Regions from separate parts of the Homo sapiens genome. Here region 2 is linked to region 1. Evidence: chromatin loops called from intact Hi-C (ENCODE). Cell type or tissue: CD4-positive, alpha-beta T cell. All regions are shown on one strand. Each heading gives the region's core, and the rest is flanking DNA. Links, peaks and the distances in the headings are about the cores only.

Evidence for each region. Hi-C counts contacts between places; a loop is a spot of excess contacts. Peaks named below come from ENCODE experiments on the same cell type or tissue, not always from the same donor. Only the 100,000 strongest peaks of a DNase experiment are listed, where the experiment ranks them.
Region 2: it touches region 1 in a loop (6-fold over the local background); 3 of 110 quality-filtered maps call a loop at or near these places.

Annotation. Positions count from the first base shown.
Region 1 is chr18:9,618,071-9,626,409 of GRCh38, reverse strand. PPP4R1-AS1 (PPP4R1 antisense RNA 1) reads right to left here. Exons shown (of 3, transcript NR_110773.1): 3 at 7,047-7,215. It also overlaps the pseudogene RNU6-903P. Among named protein-coding and RNA genes, the nearest start is that of PPP4R1-AS1, 7.4 kb to the right of the region's middle. In CD4-positive, alpha-beta T cell, for the core only: no CTCF peak of the experiment used is centred there; no DNase peak of the experiment used is centred there.
Region 2 is chr18:9,080,093-9,088,431 of GRCh38, reverse strand. No RefSeq gene overlaps it. Among named protein-coding and RNA genes, the nearest start is that of NDUFV2, 18 kb to the left of the region's middle. In CD4-positive, alpha-beta T cell, for the core only: no CTCF peak of the experiment used is centred there; DNase peaks (open chromatin) are centred at 4,421 and 5,571; H3K4me3 peaks cover 727 bases; H3K27ac peaks cover 2,489 bases.

The sequences.
Region 1 (8,339 bases), core at 289-8,288:
TGTTTATGTTCACTCCAACACTGCACTGTCTTAGTTATTGCAGCTTTAATGTAAGTCTAGATGTCCAGCAGGGTAAGTTTCTCCCACTTGGTGGCTGTTCTTTGAAATTGGTTGTTCTTGGCTTGACCCTTTGCATTTCTGCATATACCTTTAGAATCAGGTAGTCAATATCCACTATCAACTTTATGTCATCATAAAGTCCTTAAAAGTGCCAGGCGCAGTGGCTCACGCCTGTAATCCCAACACTCTGGGAGGCCAAGGCAGATGGATCACTTGAGGTCAGGAGTTTGAGACCAGCCTGGCCAACATGGTGAAATCCCATCTCTGCTGAAAATACAAAAATAAAAATTAGCCGGGTGTGGTGGCATGCGCCTGTAATTCCAGCTACTTGAGAGGCTGAGGCAGGAGAATCACTTGAACCCAGAAGGCAGAGGTTGCAGTGATTGTGCCACTGCACTCCAGCCTGGGTGACAGAGTGAGACTCTGTCTCATAAATAAATAAATAAATAAATAAAGTCCTTAAAAGTGGAAGAAAGAAAAAGAGACAGAGGGTGACATGACTTTGGAGAAAGGGTCAGAGAGATGCAATGTTGCTGAAGATGAAGAAAGGAGGCCATGAGTCACTGAAAGTTGAGGTATCTAGAAGCTGGAAAAGGAGAGGAAATGCATTCTACCCTAGGGCTTCCAGAAAGGAATGCAGCCCTGCTGACACCCTGACTTTAACTCAGTGAGATCCGTGTCAGACTTCTGGCCACCCATAAAAAAAATCTAGGCCGGGCACAGTGGCTCACACCTGTAATCCCAGCACTTTGGGAGGCCAAGGTGGTGGATCACCTGAGATCAGGAGTTCAAGACCAGCCTGGCCAACATTGTGAAACCCCGTCTCTACTAAAAGTACAAATATTAGATGGGTATGGTGGCACAAGCCTATAATCCCAGCTACTCGGGAGGCTGAGGTAGGAGAATTGCTTGAAGCTGGGAGGCGGGGGTTGCAGTGAGCCAAGATCGCACCACTGCATTCCAGCCTAGGAGACAGAGCAAGACTCCATCTCAAAACAACAACAACAATAACGACAACAACAAAATTGGCTCAGATTTTAATCAGGAATGAATTGAATCTATAAATCAGTTTGAAAGACAATTGACCTTTCATAAAATTGAGCTTTCTAATCTGTGGTCTTGATGTAGCCTATCATTTTCTTTTTTTGTTTTTTAGATGGAGTCTCGCTCTGTCACTCAGGCTGGAGTGCAGTGGTGCAATCTCGGCTCACTGCAACCTCCGCCTCCTGGGTTCAAGAGATTCTCCTGTCTCAGCCTCCAGAGTAGCTGGGATTACAGGTACCCACCACCACGCCCAGCTAATTTTTGTATTTTTAGTAGAGACAGGGGTTTCATCATGTTGGCCAGGCTGGTCTCGAACTCCTGACCTCAGGTGATCTGCCCACCTCGGCCTCCCAAAGTGCTGGGATTACATGTGTGAGCCACCACGACCAGCCAGGCTATCATTTTCTTAAGAATTCATCAAGTTAAATTCTTTGATAATGTTTTATAGTTTTCTATGTAATGGTCCTGCACATCTTTCATTAGGATTCATTTTGAGGATTCAACCTTCTTAATGCTATTGCAAGTAACATTAAAATTTTTAATTCTATTTATAATTATTGAGTAGTTATATAATAGATATAGAACTGATCTTGTGTCTAATGACTGCTAAATTTACTTTTAAACTTTAAGTTTATTATTATTATTTTGAGATAAAGTCTTGCTCTGTCACTCAGGCTGGAGTGCAGTGGCATGATCATAGCTCACTGCAGCGTCGAACTCCTGGGCTTCAAGTAATCCTCCCACCTCAGTTTTCTGAGTAGCTAGTACTACAGGCATGCGCTGCCACACATGGCTATTTTTTACATTTTTTTAGAAATGGGTCTTGCTATATTGTTTAGGCTGGTCTTGAACTCCTGGCCTCAAGTGGTTCTACTGCCTTGGCCTCCCAAAGTGCTGGGATTATAGGTGTGAGCCACCACACTCAGCCTATTTTCACTTTTTTTTTTTTTTTTTTTTTTTTTGGAGACGGAGTCTCACTCTGTCGCCCAGGCTGGAGTGCGGTGGCATGATCTCGACTCACTGCAAGCTCCGCCTCCCGGGTTCATGCCATTCTCCTGCCTCAGCCTCCTGAATAGCTGGAACCACAGGCGCCCGCCACCATGCCCGGCTAATTTTTTGTATTTTTAGTAGAGATGAGGTTTCACTGTGTTAGCCAGGATGGTCTCAATCTCCTGACCACGTGATCCGCCCGCCTCGTCATCCCAAAGTGCTAGGATACCTATTTTCACTTCTTATAGTTTATTTGTAGATTCTTGTATCTTCTACATATATAATCATGTCATTTGTGAATACTGACAGCTTAACTTTGGATGAGACACATTTTACGTAGGAAGATGTGGAGAAATTAGAACCCTCATACATTGCTAATGAAAATGCAAAATAGCGTGGATGCATTGGACAACAATTGCCAGTTCCTCAAAGTAGTAAAGATGGAGTTAACAGCCGGGCGCGGTGGCTCACACCTGTAATCTTAGCACTTTGGGAGGCCGAGGCGGGCGGATCACGAGGTCAGGAGATCGAGACCATCCTGGCTAACACGGTGAAACCCCGTCTCTACTAAAACTACAAAAAATTAGCTGGGCGTGGTGGCGGGCACCTGTAGTCCCAGCTACTCGGGAGGCTGAGGCAGGAGAATGACGTGAACCTGGGAGGTGGAGGTTGCAGTGAGCCAAGATCACACCACTGCACTCCAGCCTGGGCGACAGTGCAAGACTCCATCTCAAAAAAAAAAAAAAAAAAAAAAGATGGAGTTAACAGATAACCCAGCCAAGGCTGCAGTGAGCCTTGATTGTGCCACTGCACTTCAACTTAGGCAACAGAGTGAGACCCTGTTTCAAATAAAACACAACAAACAAATGAAAAAAACACACAACCCAGCAATTCCACTTCTCGGGATATAACCAAGAGAATTGAAAGCATATATCCACACAAAAACTTGTAGATGAATGTTTATAGCAGCCTTATTCATAATAACTAAAACAAGGAAATAATCCAAATGTCCATCAGCTGGTGAAGGGATAAATAAAATGTGATATATCCATACAACGGACAATAGACATTAATAAAAAGAATTTTTTAAAAAAAGAATGAAATACTGATACATGCTAAAACATAGATGAATATTAAACACATTCAGCTAAGTGAAAGAAGCCAGTCACAAAAGACCACGTATTATACAAATCCATTTATGTGAAATGTCCAGAATAGAGAAATCCATAGGGACAGAAAATACATTACTGGTTACGCAGAACCGGGGTTGTTGTAGTGGCAATCAGGAGTGACTGTTAATGATACGTGTTTCTTTCTGGGGTTATGAAAATGTTCTCAAATTAGATGTGATGGTCACATAACTGAATATTCTAAAAACTAAAGAATTGTACATTTTAAATAGGTACATTTTATTTTATTTATTATTATTATTTTTTTGAGGCAGGGTCTTATTCTGCCACCCAGGCTGGAGTGCAGTGGCACGAGCACAACTCACTACAGCCTCCACCTCCTGGGTTCAATCCATCCTCCCACCTCAGCCTCCTGAGCAGCTGGGACTACAGGCGTGCATCACCACACCCAGCTAATTTTTGCATTTTTTGTAGAGATGGGGCCGCACCATGTTGCCTAGGCTGGTCTTGAACTCTTGGGCTCAAGCAATCCGCCTGCCTTGGTCTCCCAAAGTGTTGGGATTACAGGCATTGGCCACCTCGCCCAGCTAAATGGGTAAATTTTATAGTCTATAATTTATATCTCAATAAAGCTATTTAAAGTTTTGGGGTTTTTTGTTTTTTTTTGTTGTTGTTGTTGTTTTAAACGGAGTTTTGCTCTTTTTGCCCAGGCTGGAGTGCAATGGCACAATCTCGGCTCACTGCAACCTCTGCCTCCCAGGTTCAAGAGATTCTCCTGCCTCAGCCTCCCAAGTAGCTGAGATTACAGGCATGTGCCACCACACCTGGCTAATTTTTTATTATTATTTAGTAGAGACAGGGTTTCACCATGTTGGTCAGGATGGTCTCAAGCTCCTGACCTTAGGTGATCCACCCTCCTCAGCCTCCCAAAGTGCTGGGATTACAGGCATGAGCCACCACGCCCGGCTAAACTTTTTTTTCTTTTTTCCCCCCAAGACGGAGTCTCCCACTGTCGCCCAGGCTGGAGTGCAGTGGCGCGATCTTGGCTCACTGCAAGCTTCGCCTCCCAGATTAATGCCATTCTCCTGCCTCAGCCTCCCGAGTAGCTGGGACTACAGGCGCCCGCCATCACGCCCGGCTAATTTTTTGCATTTTTAGTAGAGACGGGGTTTCACCATGTTAGCCAGGGTGGTTTCAATCTCCTGACCTCGTGATCCGCCCACCTCAGCCTCCCAAAGTGCTGGGATTACAGGCGTGAGCCACCGCGCCCGGCCTAGGCTAAACTTTTTTAAATATAGGACTTTGAAAGCTTTAAAAAATAGGTAAACATAAACTGTTTGGGGGTATTATCTCTAAATTTTTGGAGATTTTAGTTTTTTCTTTATACTTTTCTGGGCACTCCAAAAACATGTATTTTTGTAATTGGAAAATTCAGAAAAGAATAAATGTTACAAAGATGTAGAATTCCGGCCGGCCATGGTGGTTCACACCTGTAATCCCAGCTCTTTGGGAGGCCAAAGTGGGAGGATTGCTTGAACCCAGCAGTTCAAGACTAGCCTGGGCAACAAAGTGAGACCGCATCTCAAAAAAAAAAAAATATGTAGAATTCCACCCCTCCCAACACCTGCCACATACCTACAAGCAGCAGCAACAACAAAACCTCCTAAAAAACCAAGAACATCGTTTGAGGGAGAAGTGAGTTGGCACCTGAGTTCAAGATTGTCTACCTGGATGATTTGTCCGAATAATGAAATGGTGGCAAACTGCAGCCATTCAAGCCAAGGGCAGCTGGTGAGAGGACACTGTTAAGGCACTTGCTTGGGAATTTCACAGAATTGTGATGAACAAAATATTATATGAGAAAGATAATTTTTGTATACTTGGCCAGAATAATTGAAACAGGCTAGTTAAAAAGTTATTAGTATGGTTTTGAAGTGGTTAATATCTTGGTCAGGATATTGAGTGAGAAACGGAGTGAAGAGGTGACTCCTAAAATGTTTCAATGACAAAATCCTCAGGGAACAGTGATAACTTAGATGGAATTAGAGATTATACCAAGACCATACATGTTGAAAGACTAGAAGTTCTCTTAATGCGAAAGAAGTTGACGAAGGACCATTTTGACAGAAAAGCTATGAATGTGAGGATACGCAAACGCTATTGCCATTATTTAGAATCAGGATTCCAGTGTTTGAATACTAATTCCCCTATTTGCTTGCTTGCTTGCTTTCTTTCTTTTCTTTTTTTTTTTTTTTTTTGAGACAGTCTCACTCTGTCACCCAGGCCAGAGTGCAGTGGTGTGATCTCGGCTCACTGCAAACTCCACCTCCTGGGTTCAAGAGATTCTAATGCCTCAGCCTCCCGAGTAGCTGGGATTACAGGCATGTGCCACCACACCCAGCTAACTTTTGTATTTTTAGTAGAGACAGGGTTTCACCATGTTGGCCAGGCTGGTCTCGAACCCCTGGCCTCAAATGATCCACCCACCTCGGCCTCCCAAAGTGCTGGGATTACAGGTGTGAGCCACTGTGCCAGGTCATTTGCTTTTTGATCTTTGTCAAAATACCCAACCTTTCTGAGCTTCGATTTCCTTTATTTTTAAAATGGTAATATCAATTTCTACTTCACAGGGCTGTTTTAAATAATCAGAAAGCACATAAAAGTGCTTAACAGGCTGGACGCGGTGGCTCACACCTGTAATCCCACCACTTTGGGGGGCCGAGGCAGGTGGATCACTTGAGGTCAGGAGTTTGAGACCAGCCTGGCCAACATGGTGAAACCCCGTCTGTACAAAAAAAAAAAAAAAATATATATATATATATACAAAAATTAGCTGAGTATGGTGGTGGGCGCCTGTAGTCCCAGCTACTCAGGAGGCTGAGACAGGAGAATCGCTTGTACCCGGGAGGCGGAGGTTGCAGCAAGCTGAGATTGCAGCAAGCTGAGATTGTGCAACTGCACTCCAGCCTGGGTGATGGAGCGAGATTCCATCTCAGAAAAAAAAAAAAAAAAGAAAAAAAGAAAAAAAAAGAAAAAGCGCTTAACATGATGCCTGGCACACGCTCTGAAAAATGTTTCATATATACGGTAATATTACCATTGGGGGAACTGATGTGAAAGTGACATAGGACATCCTGGCACATCATTTGAAACTTCATGTAAATCTGTAATTGTTTCTAAATAAAAAGTTAGAAAATGTATTAGCTATCTAGTCTGGGAATTATATTGTGTCATTGTGCTAATATTTTTCCCACCAAAGGAAGGAACCAAGGACCAGAGACACAAGCAATTTGTTACAAACAGTTACAGAGAAGTGAAATGAGAATGGAAGTAATTTCTTCTGAATCATATTACCATAGAGCAGCCTTAGTGTGAAGGGAGCTTAGAGTCAGGGCAGTTAACCACTGAACTTATCTGGGTTTGAATATGTGGTTTGCTATGGTTTATTTCCTGGTTCAACTTGACTCATCCATTCAGATTCAGAATAATAAACATTTAAACATTTAAAATAATAAGCATCTAAAATGATAAGCATTTCCTCCACACGTACTCTGTGCCAGGCATTGTGGAAGCCTCTCCCATATTGCTTTGAATGGGATTGCAACTAAAGCTTTCTAAATTCTAAGAGAAAGGCACAAAGGAAATTTACTACTGCCACTCTAATCCATTTAGTGCTCACTGTTTAAACATCTTTGTTTTCTCTTAATGAAATTAAAATGTGTGGAACAAATTGTGTAGGATGTAGTACCTCATCAGTGGGGAATTCTTTTGCCTCTACTAACCTGGAGCACTGGGAAAAGCACGGGAGTAGGGAACATAGTGGATAAGAAAAAGAGGGTTTATTTTCCTTTATACTCAGTTTACAGTAGTGATTCCAGCAGGATGCACTATTTTGTTCAGAAAAAGCTGATGCTAAGAAACTTGGAGCTGTGGCTGACGACCTTGGGACAGAGCTGAAGTTCTGTTGCATTCTCGGGGCAGTGTTCAGCTCCTGTAAATGTAGAAAGAACAGCCTGAATCAGGGTAACTCTGTATAGAGCTCAGTTCTGTAGGTATTTTTCTTCTCTTTTTTCTTTTCTTTTCTTCTCTTTTCTTTTCTTTTCCTTTCTTTCCCTCCCTCCTTCCCTCCCTCCCTCCCCTTCTTTCTTTCTCTCTTCTTTCTTAAGCACAGTGTGAGAAAATGTCTCTTTAGCTGATGTGAGTAAAGAGATCAAGTATCTTTGAAAAACTATGAAAGCTCTAGGAAAGGCTAAGGCTTCACATTCAGAATGTCACCTTGACAGGGAGCTTTAAAGGGAGATAGAAGAAGCATAGAGAGGAGGACAAGTAAAATTTCACAAATATACAATTTTTTTTTTTTTTTGAGACAGTCTCGCTCTGTCACCCAGGCTGGAGTGCAGTGGCGCGATCTTGGCTCACTGCAAGCTCTGCCTCCTGGGTTCACGCCATTCTCCTGGCTCAGCCTCCCGAGTAGCTGGGACTACAGGTGCCCGCCACCATGCCTGGCTAATTTTTTTGTATTTTTAGTAGAGACTGGGTTTCACTGTTAGCCAGGATAGTCTCGATCCCCTGACCTTGTGATCTGCCTGCCTCAGCCTCCCAAAGTGGTGGGATTACAGGCGTGAGCCACTGCGTCTGTCCTTACCTTTATACAATGTATAGAAATGTATAGGAGGCTTTAGGTAAGAGACTGGCAATTAGTTTTTTTAAATTGTTCCTTTTTTTTTTTGAGACAGACTCTCACTCTGTGTCCCGGACTGGAGTGCAGTGGCATGATCTTGGCTCACTGCAACCTCTGCCTCCCCGGTTCAAGTGATTCTCCTGCCTCAGCCTCCCTAGTAGCTGGGATTACAGGCATGTGCCACCATGCCCAGCTAATTTTTTGTATTTTTAGTAGAGACAGGGTTTCGTCATGTTAGCCAGGCTGGTCTCGAACTCCCAACGCCAGGTGATCTGCCCACCTCAGCCACCCAAAGTGCTGGGATTACAGGCGTGAGCCACCACACATGGCCTAAAAATTGTTCTTCTTATTTGAAAATGAGTTTATGAGGGACATTTTGTCAATCTGGCTTCAAAAAAGATGAATGAAATGAATGGTAAAAATTTGTTTAACGT
Region 2 (8,339 bases), core at 286-8,285, 540 kb after region 1:
GATACTTTCAGACCAACTTGACTAATCTGTGTCCAATCTGAGTTTTTCTTCAAAATGCTTTCAACTTCTCTCAATGTGATCTTCCTCAGGCTGAAAGCTGTTTTTTTGCTCCAGTGCGATCAGTGACTATTTTCAGGGTGTCTGTGAGTGAGCTTCATGCTGGGCATCAAGTAATGTTTTTTGCATGTCATGACTGTAAATGGAAATTGAAGTTAGAGCCCTGCTCTATCCCCATGCTTACTAGTGTACAGTTGCACCCACAGGCCCTGCAGGTCCTCCTCCTGCAGCTCCGGAGCTCTGCAGCTCGGTGGTCAGAGGGCAGAGAGGAGGCTTGTCAGGATCTATGGGGAACAGCAGCAAGAGTCTAAACACACCACTGTTATTTTTTGCAATATGCTTTCACTTATTTATTTATTTATTTTTGAGACAGAGTCTTACTCTGTTGCCCAGGCTGGAATGCAGTGGCACAGTCTTGGCTCACTGCAACCTCTACCTCACAGGTTCAAGTGATTCTCCTGCCTCGGCCTCCCTAGTAGCTGGGATTACAGGCACGCACCACCACTCCCAGCTAATTATTGTATTTTTAGTAGAGATGGGGTTTCACCATGTTGGCCAGGCTGGTCTTGAACTCCTGACCTCAGGTGATCCACCTGCCTCGGCCTCCCAAAGTGCTGGGATTACAGGCGTGAATCACCATCCCCAGCTGCTTTTATTTTTTTTAAATAAAAGTGACATAATATTCAGATCAGGTCCATTTTGCTACCTTTTTAAATTACTTTCCTCCACTTTTCTCCCTAGAGACAATAACTAATAGTTTCCTTTAGTATATGATTCTCTTTATTATTTTCTATGTATCCATTATCAATATATATGGTGTTTTTACAATTAAAACAATTTTATCACACTATGGAAATATTTTTGCAACCTGCTTTTTTTTCTTCTCAATGATTTTTTTGGTGATCTTTGTTAATAACATCAGTACCTAGAGACCTGGTTCATGTTTTAAACTGCTGGGGATTTTTTGTTTGCTTTTTCTTGCTCTGTTGCCCAGGCTGGAGTACAGTGGCACAATCATAGCTCACCGCTGCCTTGAACTCCTGCGCCCAAGGGATCCTCCCACCTCAGCCTCCCAAGTAGCTGGGGCTACAGGTGCACACCACCACATCCAGCATCAACTGCTGATTCAATGTTCTTGGGAATTTTCACTTTATTTTTCATTTCCCTATTGATAGACTTGTAGATTGTTTCCAACTTTCTATAGATGTCATCTGTGCAAATATTTGCAAGTTTCTATAGAAAAAGATTTTCTGGGTCATAACATACATTTTTGTTAGGTATCAGTAATTCAATATCAAAATGGCTGTACTAGTTTTCACTCCCACTACTAGAATATGTAAGTTCCTATTTTCTACATCCTTTTCAACATCTCATATTGTCTGGATAAATATTGTAGATAATCAGATGTACATACCATGGTATCTCATTTTAATTTTTTTCTCTAATTACAGTGAGGCTGAGCACACTTTTGTGATTTTGGTGATTTTGTTTTCCTTTTCCGCTTCCTGTTCACATTTTTGCCCATTAAACAAAATTTTTTTTGCTTATTAAACAAAATTTTTTTGCTTATTAATGTTTCCCTTGTAACTAATACTTTGTTATACATGTTATACCTTTTCTTGGTTCTGTGGCTTGTATTGTAACTTCAATTTTAAATTAAGTTTTTAATTTTAGTGTCATCTCTAAAATACAAGCAAATTTATAAATCTTTCCCTTTATAGGCCAGGTGTGGTGGATCAGGCCTATAATCCCAGCACTTTGGGAGGCCAAGGAGGGCAAATCACTTGAGCTCAGGATTTGAGACCACCCTGAGCACCATGGTAAAACCCTGTCTCTACCAAAAATACAAAAAAAAAAAAAAGCCAGGCATGGTGGTGCATGTCTGTGGTTCCAGCTGCTTGGGAGGCTGAGGCAAGAGGATCACTTGAGCCCAGGTAGCAGAGGTTGCAGTGAGCTGACACACTGTGAGACCCTGTCTCAAAAAAGAACTTTTCCTTTATGATTCATGTCTTTTCTGTGTTAAGAAAATTTGCTTAAACTAGTCACAATAACAAAGACATGGAATCAACTGACATACCTATCAACAGTGTATTGTGTAAAGAAAATATGGTACATATATACCATGGAATACTATGCAGCCATAAAAAAGAATGAAATCTCGTTATTTGAAGCAACATGGATACAGCTGGTCATTATCCTAAGTGAATTCATGCAGGAACAGAAAACAAGATACCACATGTTCTCACAAATAGGAGCTAAACATTGGGTACACATGAACATAAAGATGGGAAGGAACAGTAGACACTGAGGACTACTTGATATGGGAGAGAGGGAGGGGGGTCGAGGGCTCAAAAGCTACCTATTTGGTACTATGCTCACTACCCGGGTAATGCGATGATTCATACTATCATGCAATACACTCATATAATGAACCTGCACATGTACCCCTTAATCTAAAATAAAATTTGAAATTGGCTGGGTGTGGTGGCTCACACCTGTAATCCCAGCACTTTGGAGGCAGAGGTGGGGAGATCGCTTGAGTCCAGGAATTCGAGACCACCCTGGGCAACATAGGGACACCCTGTTTCAACAAAAAATAGTAATAATAAAATACCCAGGCCTGGTAGCTCACCACACGCCTAGTCCCAGCTACTCCAGAAAGTAAGGTGGAAGGATTGCGTGGGCCCATGAGGTAGCGGCTGCAGTGAGCTGTGATTGTGCCTCTGCAATCTAGCCTCAGTGACAGAGTGACACCTTGTCTTAAAAGAAGACGTTTTGCTTCATTCAAGGTCATGAAGATAATCTTATAATAATATAAAGTGTTCGTTTTATATATTTTCTACAGTTCTATCTGTAACTTACCTGTGAATAGTGTCCGTTATGGATCTAATATTATTTATTTAAGTATAGGAAGCCAATTTTTTCTATGCAGTTATTTTTACAATGGAAATATCTTTAATGGGTCTTTCTGATGATAGAAGTAATGATCATTGTTAAAATTCAAATAATAATTGGATGGGCATGGTGGCACACACCTGTAATCCCAGCACTTTGGGAGGCCGAGGCTGATGGATTGCTTGAGCTCAGGAGTTTGAGACCAACCTGGCCAACATTGCAAAACCCTGTCTCTACTAAAAATACAAAAATTAGCAGGGCGTGGCTGTGCATGCCTGTAGTTCCAGCTACTCAGGAGGCTGAAGCAGGAGAATCGCTTAAACCCAGGAGGTGGAGGTTGCAGTGAGCTGAGATCACACCACTGCACTTCAGCCTGGGCAACAGAGCAAGACTCTGTCTCAGAAAAAAAAATATATACACACACACACACACACACACACACACACACACACACACACACACAGACACGCACACACACACACACGCACATATATACATACATACATACATATATATATATATATATATATATATATATATATATATGTATGTATGTAGAGAGAGAGAGAGAGAGAAATATATTAAAAATCACCGGAGGCCAGGCATGGTGGCTCACGCCTGTAATCCCAGCACACTTTGGGAGGCCAAGGCAGGCAGATTACGAGGTCAGGAGATCGAGAAGATCCTGGCTAACACTGTGAAACCCCATCTCTACTAAAAATACAAAAAAATTAGCCGGGCATGGTGGCACGTGCCTGTAGTCCCAGCTACTCAGGAGGCTGAGGCAAGAGAATCACTTGAACCCGGGAAGTGGAGGTTGCAGTGAGCTGAGATCACGCCACTGCACTCCAGCCTGGGCAAGAGAGACAGAGCCAGAGCCAGAGACACCCGGAATTACAGGCGTGAGCCACCTCTCCTGGCCACAAGTTTTCTTTCTTTCTTTTCTTTTCTTTTTTTTTTTTTTTGAGACGGAGTCTCGCTCTTGTTGCCCAGGCTGGAGTGCAGTGGCACGATCTTGGCTCACCGCAACCTCTGCCTCCAGGGTTCAAGCAATTATCCTGCTTCAGCTTCCTGAGTAGCTGGGATTACAGGCATGCACCACCATGCCTGGCTAATTTTTGTATTTTTACTAGAGACGGGGTTTCTGCATGTCAGTCAGGCTGGTCTCGAACTCCCAACCTCAGGTGATCTGCCAGCCTCGGCCTCCCAAAGTGCTGGGATTACAGGCATGAGCCACTGTGCCCGGCCCCACAAGTTCTTTTAGTATCACATCTAGTATGCCAGGTACATCTCACTAAATGTTTTCAAATTAAGACCATCAGTATATCCTCTTACAAATAAATTATTTTAAATTTTGTCATAGAAGTATGCAAGGAAAAACAACCAGTTCTTAGAAAAGCATGATATAACTTACTTTCCTAGAATGTGAAACGGGAAATACACGAATTACTCTAATTTGGAGGTTCTACGGAAGGAAGTCATTTATTGCATGTTGCCATCATTGAGAAACAGATGATTATCTTTCTCCTGCACATGAATACCATCTTTCAGTATGTTAATACTTGCCATTCTTCATGAACTTCATAGTTAAATTCTTCCATGTGTACATTAAAATATATTTGATCTGTGAATTAAAAAAATTATCAATACCACACATAGACTACATTTATCAGCCCTTAAGATGAGAGTCCTTTTGTTTTCTGCCCCTAGGTCCACTTTGATGTCAAATGAACACTGATGGGGTTATTCAGTTTTTATGTAGACATCCTACAATAGATACAGTATGGGTTTTTGCAAATATATTGAGTCATTACTCATTTCTCTTCCAAGGTAGTTTAAAATGCTTTAAATGATTATTCAGTATAGAGTTCAGTTATAAATTGTGGTACTGTATGAAGAGATTTGGAAGAGCTATATAAGGATTAAATCCTTCACCTCAAATATAGTGATATAGAGAAGCTAAAAAATAAGATACATGTCTTATAATTTTGCCTTGTCTCAGTTCTGTGTCTTCCCCTTTTGACACAACCTAAAACCAAATTGCCAAGAAAAGGAAACAACTACCAAAAAGCACAGCTGGTGCGTTAGTGGGACTGAATTCACGGCACCAGTCACTCATGAATTTGTGTAGACACAGGTGGATCTGAAGGACTTCTCTTCAAGGCACATGCAGTTTAGCCAGGCACTGACCAGCTCCAAATTCTCCTTGACCACTTGCTACCTGAATACTCAAGGCCCACTTGCTGCTCAATCCAAAATTCACTCAGGCCACTAGACTGTTCTACTACCTTAACATGTTAAGTTTGGAAAGCTGTTTTCCTCGAGAACACTCCCAAGGAGAAGAGCAAATACTGCTCATATGTGTTTCTGAAACAACTTCAAGCGGCTTTTAGCAGGCAAAAATTTTCCATCGTGTGGGTGTTTTTGGTGCCATCTGAGAGATACTGTGGTTTTCAACCAGCTTGGTGCTATTACTACAATCACTTTACCTGACCTCTTTCTTTAAACAGGCATAAGACAAGGCTGAGCTCATACTTTCAGGAAAGCCACTCTGCCACCTAAGCAGAACTAACACTGTTAGAAGAGCATGCAAATTGTAATTTAAAAAAATCCATAGGCCAGCAGTTTCTTTTAACCACAGTGGCTTTTCTCCCCCTCCTGCTCATTCTGCTGATATAGCAGCATTGGTGTGCATGGCAAAGCTTTAGCTTTCTGCTCTAATTTGCTGTTCCTCTGATGAGAATTGTGCATTTGAGGATGCTTTGTTTCGTGTGTGTTAAGTGTTGCACATCCAGCTGGATTTTAAGTTTCTGAAGGCATGGACCCCCTCCCTTTTATCCGTCTCTTCTATAGGACCCAATATGGTATTCTATTGTAGGTGCTCAATTATTGTATGTTGAATGAATGTATGATTGAATCAGTGTGTGACTGAACAGATATTTCCAGTCTCCCATTTTATAAACTCAACAGTGCAAACTGGATGGGATTAATTTTAATCAGAAAGAAAGGTGTATGGCAATGCAGAAATAAAATGATGGTGAGAATAAGAAATAAAGATGAGATAAATATAAGAAATATATTTATATATTATAATCAGTTTAATGAGAAATAAAGATGAGAATAAGAAACAGACTAAGGGAGGAGCTAAAGAGTTCACTAATTCCACAGTAAAGGTGGTTTAGATGTGTAGATGACTGAATCTATGCAGTGGAGTATATATATATGTGTGTGTGTGTATACATATAATATGTATATAGATTTAAATACGTATGTATTTATGCGCCAGCATGGGCAACATGTCTCTACCAAAAATACAAATTAGCCAGTCATAGTGACACGTGCCTGTGGTCCCAGTTACTCGGAAGGCTGAGGTGGGAGGATTGCTTGAACCCAAGAGGTGGTGGTTGCAGTGAGCCAAGATTGCATCACTGCACTCCAGCCTGGGTGACAGAGTTGAGACCCTGTCTCAAAAATAAATGAATAAAATAAATAAATAAATATGTATTCATGTAATTATCTGTATACTTTATATATTATATACATATCTACAATGCATGATATATGATGTATGTATATGCATATATATTATATATGTGTATATATGTACGTGTTTGTGTGTATAGATGTGTATATGTGCATACACACACACACACACACACACACACACACATATATATACTTTAAAGAATTTATACCAAAGTTCCTCTTAGAGAACTGTCTTTGTCTGGAAAAATGCCTTGATTAGCCACTTGTGGGTGGAAAGACCCTGGGGCCACTGGATGAAAGAATATAAGATAGCAAAGTTATAGCTAAACCACTCCACATCTAAACATCAACAATAATTTGTGAGTGGGAGTAGAACAGTCAAGAGAAGAGAGGGAGCCGGGCGCGGTGGCTCATGCCTGTTATCCCAGCACTTTGGGAGGCCAAGGCAGGCGGATCACTTGAGGTCAGGAGTTCGAAACCAGCCTGGCCACCATGGCGAAATCCCGTCTCTACTAAAAATATTTAAAAAATTAGCTGGGCATGGTGGCACATGCCTGTAATCCCAGCTACTCAGGAGACTGAGGCAGGAGAATTGCTTGAACCCAGGAGGTGGAGGCTGCAGTGAGCCTAGCTCGCACCACTGCACTCCAGCCTGGGTCAAAGAGTGTAACTTCCAGAAACTGGTCTCAAAAAAAAAATTAAATTAAAAAAATTAATTAAAAAAAAAGAGAGGAGAGGGGAGAAAAATTAAAGATACAGATATGGGATTGTACAAGCCTTTGCCTTGGGAAAGTGGTTTGGGATAAATCAAAGAAAAGAGGTTGAGTTCCAGAACGAGATTGTCCCAGAGCAGAAAAGGATGACAACAGCAGAAGTAGACACCAAGAGAGGCGTGCATTCAGCAAGAGCAGGATTGTGGAACTGGAAGTGAACATGTGTCTGCAAAACCTCAGGAATTAACATAAACCCAGGGAAATAATTAGACCCCTCACAGAGCTTGGGAAGAAGCCTCAAGCAAATTTTAATTAAATCTTAAAAGGTACTCTTATCGGCCGGGCACAGTGGCTCACACCTGTAATCCCAGCACTTTGGGAGGCCGAGGCGTGTGGATCACCTGAGGGCAGGAGTTCGAGACCAGCCTGGTCAACATGGTGAAACCCCGTCTCTACTAAAAATACAAAAATTAGCCAGGCGTGGTGGCAGGCGCCTGTAATCCCAGCTACTCGGGAGGCTGAGACTGGAGAATCGCTTGAACCCAGGAGGCGGAGGTTGCAGTGAGCTGAGATCATGCCATCACACTGCAGGCTGGGGGACAGAGCGAGACTTTGTCTCAAAAAAAAAAAAAAGGTTGCTCTTATCTCAATTTATGTCTCAGAGTTCCTTAAATCCAGATTTAGGGCAAGTAATTTGGAAACCCTCTCTTCCTTCCAACCGATAAGTTTCTAATACTATCTTCTTAAAGCCCAGAGTTACAAAACAAACAAAAGCAATAAAATGAACAAATAAACAAAGCCCACATCCTCTTTCAGGGGTTGTTAGCGATGGATATTTGACCTGGGAAGACATCACAAGCAACCACAGTCCTGATTCCAGTGCCAAATCTGAGCAGGCCCAGCACTCCACACAGAACGTCCCTGATTCAAACTGGTGCCCAACAGGCCTTTCCTCAGTAGCATGGCCAGGTTAGGGCACCAAAGGGTTAAACTGTGACAATGTGGCAGGTTGGTAAAAATGTTCATAACCTGGTATTGAAATCTTTTCACCTTTTTCTCTGGGGCTATTTTAGTTAATACATGAAAATGCCAGGGTAATTGTTACACTTCTCTGATGCAGATGGTTATTGTTCCTGTTTTACAAGTAAGAGAACTTTAACATAAGCTTGCTCAGCATGCCCAGAGCAG